2 separate regions of the Homo sapiens genome follow, and region 2 is linked to region 1. Evidence: read pairs that join two places in POLR2A ChIA-PET (ENCODE). Cell type or tissue: PC-9. All regions are shown on one strand.

Evidence for each region. ChIA-PET counts read pairs that join two places held together with the same protein. Peaks named below come from ENCODE experiments on the same cell type or tissue, not always from the same donor. Only the 100,000 strongest peaks of a DNase experiment are listed, where the experiment ranks them.
Region 2: POLR2A ChIA-PET joins it to region 1 with 13 read pairs; 2 of 35 experiments call an interaction of 5 or more read pairs at or near these places.

Annotation. Positions count from the first base shown.
Region 1 is chr17:42,332,456-42,337,455 of GRCh38, reverse strand. It overlaps STAT3 (signal transducer and activator of transcription 3), which reads left to right. Exons shown (of 24, transcript NM_139276.3): 8 at 1-21; 9 at 3,407-3,565; 10 at 3,691-3,783. Among named protein-coding and RNA genes, the nearest start is that of STAT5A, 46 kb to the right of the region's middle. RefSeq lists enhancers at 1-92, 3,843-3,892, 3,913-3,972. In PC-9, CTCF peaks have their summits at 2,439 and 2,646 (motif pointing left); no DNase peak of the experiment used is centred here.
Region 2 is chr17:42,621,157-42,626,156 of GRCh38, reverse strand. No RefSeq gene overlaps it. Among named protein-coding and RNA genes, the nearest start is that of TUBG1, 14 kb to the right of the region's middle. In PC-9, no CTCF peak of the experiment used is centred here; a DNase peak (open chromatin) is centred at 1,886; H3K27ac peaks cover 925 bases.

The sequences.
Region 1 (5,000 bases):
CCTAGATCGGCTAGAAAACTGGTAAAGGATGAAAGAAGCTTTTCCTTTCTTTCTCGAAAGCTAGATTGAATTCTGATCTTAACTGCAGGCCCACAGAATTGGTACTATATCTCCAACGTGGGGACTTTTCCATATTCAAATTTAGCCCAAGAATTAAAGTTTTTACTTTATTTCGGCCAGGCGCTGTGGCTCACACCTGTAATCCCAGCACTTTGGGAGACCAAGATGGGCGGATCACTTGAGGTCAGGAGTTTGAGACCAGCCTGGCCAACATGGTGAAAACACATCTCTACTAAAAACATAAAAAAATTAGCCGGGCGTGGTGGTGCGCACCTGTAGTCCCAGCTACTCTGGGCGGCTGAGGCAGGAGAATCACTTGAACCTGGGATATGGAAGTTGCAGTGAGCGGAGATCTTACTACCGCACACCAACCAGCCTGGGAGACAGAGTGAGACTCCATCTCAAAAAAATAAAAATAAAATAAAGTTTTTACTTTATTTGGAGAAACTTTGTTTTAAAAAATGTATTTATATTATTATATTTTAAGTATATTTTACTTAATAATTCAATTAAGGCTTTTGGTTTAACTGTATTTAACAGATAGACAAACCTTTTAATTTTAGTTATTTTAGTAATCTAAAATGACACATGCCCTTTTTAAGGGAAAAAATTCAAATACAGAAAATTAATCAAGAGAAGAAAAAATTTTTAAATGAAATCATCAGCAGTACTAGTAGTTAAAATTTAGTTGATGCTCAATCTAGACATCTGTCATTATGTATATACACATTATGTATATACACATAAAGATAGAAATTTATACAGTTTATATTAGGATCATTTTTTTTTCTTTTTTTGGAGTCAGGGTCTCACTGTGTTACCCAGTCTAGAGTACAGTTATGCAGTCATGGCTCACTGGAGCCTTGACCTCCTGGGCTCAGGCAGTCTTCCCACCTTAGCCTTCTCAGTAGCTGGGACTACAGGCATGCACCACCACACCTGGCTAATTTTTAAATTTTTTATAGAGACAGGGTCTTACTTTGTTGCCTGGGCTGGTCTCAAATTCCTGGGCTCAAGGGATCATCCCACTTCGGCCTCTCAAAAGCTCTGGAATTATAGATGTGAGCTGCCGTGCCCAGCCCAGGATCTTCCTTTATATGCTTTTCTGTAATTTGCACTTTTACCTTCATCCAGCATATCTTACTGCAACCCTTCCTGTGCAAGGCCCTATAGTGAGCATGTTGCACCAGCTTGCCTTAGGAGAAACTTGAGATACAGAGCCTGCACTGGAAATTTAGCGCAACTCTACATGAGAATGCCTGTCTATTCATATCCTCACTAACCCTGAGTGTTGTTAATTTACTGAAAGCAGTTTTAAATGCTTCCTGACCAGGGAACGAAGAAGCTTAAGTTCTGGGAATGGGAGGATAGAAGTGCCAGAAAAGAGCTCAGGAGTTCAGAAATCCCTGCAGCGGTCCCCCTCCCTCTCCTTTCACTTTCTGTCTTTCTGGTCTTTTGGTCTTTGTTACACTAGTGATAAACCATCAAAGAATGATGGAATGATGCTAACTTCTCTCTTTTTTTAATTTTTTTGAGACAGAGTCTCACTCTGTCACCCAGGTTAGAGTGCAGTGGCATGATCTTGGCTTACTGCAACCTCCTCCTCCCAGGTTCAAGCGATTCTTAGTCACAACCTTCCAAGTAGCTGGGATTACAGGCCCATGCCACCATGCCTGGCTATTTTTTTGTATTTTAGTAGATCGACCTGCCTCGGCCTCTCAAATTTTTGGGATTACAGGTGTCAGCCACTGCACCTGGCCTAATATCTCTATTCTTGGAGATAGATTTAATGAGCTTTTTCTCCCTCTCTATTCACTTATTCCTTGTGCATGTTATCAATATTTTGAAACATAATGTCATGTCCTTTGATCAGTTGAAGGCTGACATTGAAAAGGCTTATGGGGATTGGGTGTTGTGGCTCACGCCTGTAAATCCCAATGCTTTGGGAGGCAGAGTCGGGAGGATCACTTGAACCCAGGAGTTTGAGACCAGCCTGGGCAACAAAGTGAGATCCCATCCCTACAAAAATTTAAAAAACTAGACATGTGCCATTACACTTCAGCCTGGGTGACAGAGTGAGACTCCATCTCAAAAAACTAAACTAAACTAAACAGGCATGGTGGCACACACCTATAGTTCTAGCTACTCAGGAAGCTGAGGTAGGAGGATCACTCATGTCCAGGAGTTGGAGGAGGCAGTGAGCTATGATCATGCCATTGCACTGCACTAGGCCACAGAGTGGGACCCTGTCTCAAAAAAAAAAAAAGAAAGAAAGAAAAGAAAGGGCTCATGTAGTTCAAGCCCTTCTCTTCATGCAAGGGGATGCTAAGGCCCATGATGGTGAAGGGCCTGGCAAAGCTTGCACAGATAGTGTGTGACAGAGCTGGCTCAAACCCATCTTTGGGAGCTGTCTAATCTCTTTTTCTGAGTCTTTATGTTCATAGACAAGTTAGGATGAGTAAAGTAAGTGCTAAATTCCATATTTCGTGTTCTGCATATCTGGGCTCAGATGCTTGTCATTTTCCAGTGATAACTCCATCAATGCCTCCTAGTGGTATAAATTTTAATACTTCTTGTGTGCCCAGCCCCCTCTTAGAAATTTGAGATTTTAGGAAGGGACTAGTAATAAAAGGTAAAATAAATTATTTTCTGGCCAGGCATGGTGGCTCACACCTGTAATGCCAGTACTTCGGGAGGTCGAGGCAGATGGATCACCTGAGGTCAGGAGTTCAAGACCAGCCTGGCCAACAAGGCAAAATCCCATCTCTACTAAAAATGCAAAAATTATCCGGGAGTGGTGGTGGGTGCCTGTAATCCCAGCTACTTGGGAGGCTGAGGCAGGAGAATCACTTGAACTTGGGAGGCGGAGGTTGCAGTGAGCTGAGACTGTGCCACTGCACTCCAGCCTGGGCAACAGAGTAAGACTCTATCTCAAAAAAAAAAAAAAAAAAAAAAAGGCCAGGCGCAGTGGCTTACACCTGTAATCTCTCAGGAGGCTCAGGCAGGAGAATCACTTGAACCCGGGAAATGGAGGTTGCAGTGAGCCGAGATTGCACCACTGCACTCCAGCTCAAAAAATAAATAAATAAATAAATTATTTTCTTTTTTTATTTATTTTTTCAGCATCCACCCAACATGGTGAAAAATTCCTCTTTTCTTAATGTCACTGAACTGTAAACTTAAGATGAAAAATTGTAAATTTCATGCTATATATATTTCACCACAATAAAAAAATTCCTTGTTCTTATTGTAGTGGTCTCCATGTCTTCAGTATTTCCTTCCCCTTCTCCATCTCACCTGTATACATTCACTTTGGTAATTAGCATCTTTCTTAATTTATTGGCAGGATAACGTCATTAGCAGAATCTCAACTTCAGACCCGTCAACAAATTAAGAAACTGGAGGAGTTGCAGCAAAAAGTTTCCTACAAAGGGGACCCCATTGTACAGCACCGGCCGATGCTGGAGGAGAGAATCGTGGAGCTGTTTAGAAACTTAATGAAAAGGTAATTTAGCATCCTTGTCCCTTTCCCTCATCTAAAAAATACCTAAAGACTCACGTGGTAGAGTGAGAGGCGGGCTGACTTCTGGTCATGGCCGTGGCGCGTGAGCCCATCTTCTCTTTCCTCAGTGCCTTTGTGGTGGAGCGGCAGCCCTGCATGCCCATGCATCCTGACCGGCCCCTCGTCATCAAGACCGGCGTCCAGTTCACTACTAAAGTCAGGTAGGCCATGCCACTTCCATTTCCAGTAGAGATTTTACTGAGGGACACTGTTAGGGTGAGGGTAGAGTTGGTGGCCAGGGTCATTCTTTCCAGGTGTGGTGTCACAGGCAGTACACTGTTGCGGGGTTGAAATTTGTTGCCATACTATCTGCTTGCTCTCTGATTCTGATGTCAAAAGCAAAAGAGCAGTCATCTTTTTGAAGGTACCTGGGCATATTCCTATGATTGTAGACCTGGAGTCTCAGGCCACAGCTTCTCCTTCTGCCCAAGGGACAAAATAATGTCATCTATTTTCTGTTCTTTGAGGCTACTCTTCCCTGTGGATTTTAAGGGAAAGAGTAAGGCTTAGTGATGGGGAAGCTGAGAGGCCCCAGGGCAGGTGGGTGGTGGGCCTGTAGGGTGAGGTGTTACTTTCACACTCAAGTCAGAACAGGTGTGCTGGGGTTTTGACCTTCTGCAGCAAAATTTCCCTCCTCAGAAACTTAGTATGGTGTTCGGTTTCAGGATTAATAGAACAAAATGCCAGCTGCACAGCATGTGTTCCTGTAATATTTTTCATTATATGGCTTTGATTATCCTTTTGTGAATCTCTCACAACTTTAAGTTGTTAGTTCTTAGATGTTTTCTCAGTACCTTTGGCTTGAAGGAGTGATACTCATCTTTTGTTTTTGTTTGAGACAGGGTCTCACTCTCACCCAGGCTGGTGTGCAGTGGCATGATCTCAGCTCACTGCAACCTCCATCTCCCAGGTTCAAGTGATTCTTGTGCCTCAGCCTCCTGAGTAACTGGGAATAGAGGTGCGTGCCACCACACCCGGCTAATTTTTTTTTTTTTGAGACAGAGTCTCGCTCTTTCGGCCAGGCCAGAGTGCGTGTTGCAATCTCAACTCACTGCAACCTCCACCTCCCAGGTTCAAGCGATTCTCCTGCCTTAGCCTCCCTGAGTAGCTGGACCGGCACACTCCACCATGCCCGGCTAATTTTTGTATTTTTAGTAGAGACAGGGTTTCTCCATGTTGGCCAGGCTGGTCTCAAAACTCCTGACCTCAGTAATCCACCCACCCCGGCCTCCAAAAGTGCTGGGATTACAGATGTGAGCCACCACGCTCGGCCTTTTTTTTTTTTTTTTTTTTTTTGAGATGGAGTCTTTCTCTATCACCCAGGCTAGAGTGCTGAGGTGTGATCTCGGATCACTGCAGCCTCTGCCTCCTGGGTTCA
Region 2 (5,000 bases), 290 kb before region 1:
AAATAAATAAAATAAAATAAAACAAATAAATTAAATTAAATTAAATTAAAAATTAGCCAGGCATGTTGGCATGTGCCTCTAGTCTCAGCTACTCGGGAGGCTGAGGTGGGAGGACGGCTTAAGATGGGGAGGCAGCTGGGCGTGGTGGCTCACGCCTGTAATCCCAGCACTTTGGGAGGCTGAGGCGGGCGGATCACGAGGTCAGGAGATCGAGACCATCCTGGCTAACACAGTGAAACCCTGTCTCCACTAAAATTGCAAAAAATTAGCCTGGCGTAGTGGCAGGCGCCTGTAGTCCCAGTTACTTGGGAGGCTGAGGCAGGAGAATGGCCTGAACCCGGGAGGCGGAGCTTGCAGTGAGCTGAGATCATGCCACTGCACTCCAGCCTGTGCAACAGAGTGAGACTACTTCTCAAAAAAAAAAAAACAAAAAAACGGGGAGGCGGAGGTTGAAGTGAGCAGTGATCATGCCACTGCACTCCAGCCTGGGCAACAGAGTGAGACTCCTTCTCAAAAAAAAAAAAAACAAAAAAACGGGGAGGCGGAGGTTGAAGTGAGCAGTGATCATGCCACTGCACTCCAGCCTGGGCAACAGAGTGAGACCCTATCTCAAAAAAAAAAAAAAAATACTATGCACATAAATACTATGCATCCAATGGAACATAGCCAGTAGGAATAGAGCAGTCACTATGGGGAGGTCACTAAACACAATTTGTTGTCAGAGGAAACAGAGTATTAGGATATTCTCAGGCCAGATTCAATTTATGCCTCACAAGAGGGCCAAGTCACAAGGATTTCCAAGGAACCACACTAGACTTCAGTTTAAGGTTGTCTCCTGGCTCGGGGTAGGTGATCCTCTTGAGCCGTATTGCCTATGGTTGTGTCTTAGAAGCAGAAGTAGTAACCTGGCCTTCTTAAGCTCCGTGACCTAAACTCCATTCTGTTCATCTCTACTTCATCCCTTCCGGGTACCCTGGGGACCTAGTACCTTTCTATACCATCCCTGTGGCCAGTGTTATCTGTGATTCATTTCCATCCTTGGGGCCCAGGCTGATGGGGTACTCTTTTTTTTTCTTTTTTTTTGAGACTGAGTCTTGCTCTGTTGCCCAGGCTGGAGTGCAGTGGCACGATCTCGGCTCACTACAACCTCCACCTCCTGGGTCCAGGCGATTTTCCTGCCTCGGCCTCCCAAGCAGCTGGAATTACAGGCGCATACCACCATGCCCGGCTAATTTTTGTATTCTTAGTAGAGATGGGGTTTCGCCATGTTGGCCAGGCTGGTCTTGAACTCCTGACCTCAGGTGATCCACCCACCTCGGCCTGCCAAAGTGCTGGGATTACAGGCGTGAGCCACTGCACTCAGCCAGGTATTCCTTATAGAGCCATTTCCATAACTTGAAATCTATGTGGGCACCACAGAAAATTTCAGGGAGCAAATTTCTCTAGGTTCAGAAATCCTAAAGAAGGATGGGACGTAGAGAGAATGGGAATTCTCAGGGAGTACTGTGTGTGTCAGGGGAACGAAGACGGACAGCCTTCAAGTCTTTGGGTGAGATTTAGGGCTGTTTGGTCCAGTGTTTGCCTCATTAGCCCAGTTGTAGGTTGAGGATCACCAAGGACCTCTCTCAGCTCCTCACCACCTCCTTCTGGCCATCTCTTGACCATGGCTGTGCTTCTGTGTCATTGCAAAGTTGTCTTAGAGGAACACATCCAGTTGGCAACTTTTATTCTGTGGGTGACCTTCCAGCTGTGCTGGTTCTGACCGCACCCTTTTCCCGACTGACTTTGCAGGTCAGGCCTTGGAACTGCCATACCTTCCACTGATAATCTGTTTTACGCAGCTGTCTGCAGATCCAGTTATGACTCATGACTATTATTTGATCTGGCAGGATGTAGAATACTTGTAGTCACCAGTTTGTTTCCATTCAGGTGCTAATGGCATCTTGTATAATGTGTCCATTGGGAAAATTTCCAAAGTATCAAGTATCAGAAATTCAGCTACATCAAGCCATTTGGTTTCTGATACTATAAGCTATTTGGTGTAAGGATCTTGGAATAGGCCAGGCCTGGTGGCTCACACCTGTAATCCTGCTACTTTGGGAGGCTGAGACGGGCAGATCACTTGAACTCAGGAGTTCGAGACCAGCCTGGGCAACATGGCAAAACCCTGTCTCTACAAAAAAATACCAAAAAAATTAGCCAGATATGGTGGTGCATGCCTGTAGTCCCAGCTACTTGGAAGGCTAAGGCAGGGAATTGCTTGAGCCCAGAAGGTCAAGGCTACAGTGAGTCGTGATCGTGCCACTGCACTCCAGTCTGGGTGACAAAGCAAGACCCTGTGTCAAAAAAAAAAAAAAAAAAAAAGGGGGAATCTTGGAATAGCTTATGTTATGCATGAATTTTAATAAGTTAATTTCTAGTTGGAGAAATTACATCTTTTTTCCCCATTTTCCAACTCCTCTCTGAAAACAGTCTAGGATTAAAGTCTCAATATTCCTGATCCAATGTGGTCAACACATTAATTTGTCCTGGGGTGTGCTTTTATTTGATTATGTGGCAAATCTCTTAATGTCTTCTTGTTAATGAAAAGAGGAGGAGTAAAAGTTATGGCCTTGACATCATTTTTTCATTTGTTCAACAAATGTTTTTTGAACAGCTACATTGTGCAGGGCCTGTAGTAGATAACAGGGAAATAGAGATAAAGACACTGTCCCATCCCATAAGACATTATCCCACCTCAGCCCCCCAAGTGACTGGGTACAGGCGTGTGCCACCACACCCAGCTAAGTTTTGTATTTTTTGTAGAGACAGGGTTTCACCATGTTGCTGAGGCTGTTCTCAAACTCCTGGGCTCAAGCAATCCCACTGCCTCGGCCTCTGAAAGTGCTGGGATTACAGGTGTGAGCCACTGTGCCTAGCTGGACAACTTATGTTTTGCAACATTTTATTTTGAATTTGAAAAAACAAACCAAAGCATATGATTATATGCAAAAATTATATTTATGTTCAGCAGTCCATCCCTAGCATTTCGAGTATTTATTCATCACTTTAAGAGTTTCATTGAGGCCAGGTGTGGTGCCAGGCACCTGCAGTCCTAGCTACTTGGGAGGCTGAGGCAGGAGGATTACTTGAGCCCAGGCATTTTTTTTTTTTGAGACTCACTCTTGTGGCCCAGCCTGGAGTGCAATGGAGCGACCTTGGCTCACTGCAACCTCTGCCTCCTGGGTTCAAGTGATTCTCCTGCCTCAGCCTCCCAAATAGCTGGGATTACAGATGCCCACCACCATGCCTGGCTAATTTTTGTCTTTTTAGTAGAGACAGGGTTTCACCATGTTGGCCAAGCTGGTCTCGAACTCCTGAAGTCAGGTGATCTGCCCACCTCGGCTTCCCAAAGTGCTGGGATTACAGGCTGAGTCCAGGAATTTGAGGCTGCACTGAGCTATGATCATGCCACTGCACTCCAGCCTGGGTGACAGTGTGAGACCTTGTCTCCTAAAAATAAACAAACAAAACAAACAAACATAAAAACAACAAAAAAAAACTTTTGTTGAGATACTTTATATCCATTTGTATTGCATATTAATGTATACAATTGTATATCATGAATGTATATTTTATAATACTTGTACACTAACTAATATATTATAGAAAGTTCATTTAGAATGTTAAGTTTTCTTGTTGGTCATGGTATGAAAAATATTGAGCTTGTTTCTTTGCTTGCTATTCTTTTGTAGTTCTAAATTTGAATCAAATATATCCACTTTTTTTTTTTTTGAGATAGAATCTCCCTCTGTTGCCCAGGCTGGAGTGCAGTGGCACAATCATAGTTCACTGCAGCCTTGAACTTCTGGGTTCAAGCAATCCTCCTCACTCCAGCCTCCTGAGTAGCGAGGAATACAGGCACCTGCCACCAGCCCTGGCTTATTTTTGTGGAGACAGGGTCTCGCTATGTTGCCCAGGCTGATCTCAAACTCCTGGCCTCAAGTGATCCTCCCGACTTGGCCTCCCAAAGTGCTGGGATTACAGGCATGAGTACCCAGCCTCCACTTGTTTTTTGAAATAACCCTAAACCCTCATGTCTCCCATAGTTTTCAGAAAGAGAGTAAAAATCTGTCTGAAATAAGAATGTATTGATCTCCACCACCAAGCAGTTAGATTTCTCCTTCTGTTCTGTTATAATCATCTCTGTTTTTCATATCTACCTTATTGTCATTTACCATCTGTGGCCACTTTACCTCTAGCTTCTTTTCCTGTTTACTCTTCTACTTATTTACACTTAAAATATACTTGTTTCTGATTATAAAAGTAATACATATTAATTATAGACCATTTGGAAAATATAGAAAACAAAAAGAAAGGCCAGGTGCAGTGGCTCATGCCTTAATCCCAGCAATTTGTGAGGCCAAAGCAAGTGGATCACTTGAGGCCAGGAGTTTGAGACCAATCTGGGCAATACAGTGAGACCCCATTTCTAAAAAAAAAAAAAAAAATTAAAATTAGCCAGGTATGGTGGCACCACCTGTAGTCCCATGTACTTGGCACACTGAGGCGGGAGGATTGCTTGAACACAGGAGTTCAAGGTTACCATGAACTATGATTGTATCACTGTACTCCAGCCTGAGTGACAGAGCAAGACTGTCTCTAAACAACAACAACAACACCCCCAAAAACCACTGAGTGTTTTTTCATTCAAAAAACTGCCAATTTGCTGATTTACATTTTAAGCCAGCTTCAGACAAAGTATCCTAAAACACAGATTTTTATTTTTTTTGAAACAAGGTCTTGCTCTGTCACTCAGGCTGGAGTACAATGGTGTGATCTCGGCTTGCTGCAACCTCTGCCTCCTGGGCTCAAGTGATCCTCCCACCTCAGCCCCCCAAGTAGCTGGGACCACAGGTGCACACCACCATGCCCTGCTAATTTTTGTATATTTTCTAGAGACGGGTTTTGCTGTGTTGCCCGGGCTATTCTCAAACTCCTGGGCTCAAGCAATTTCACTG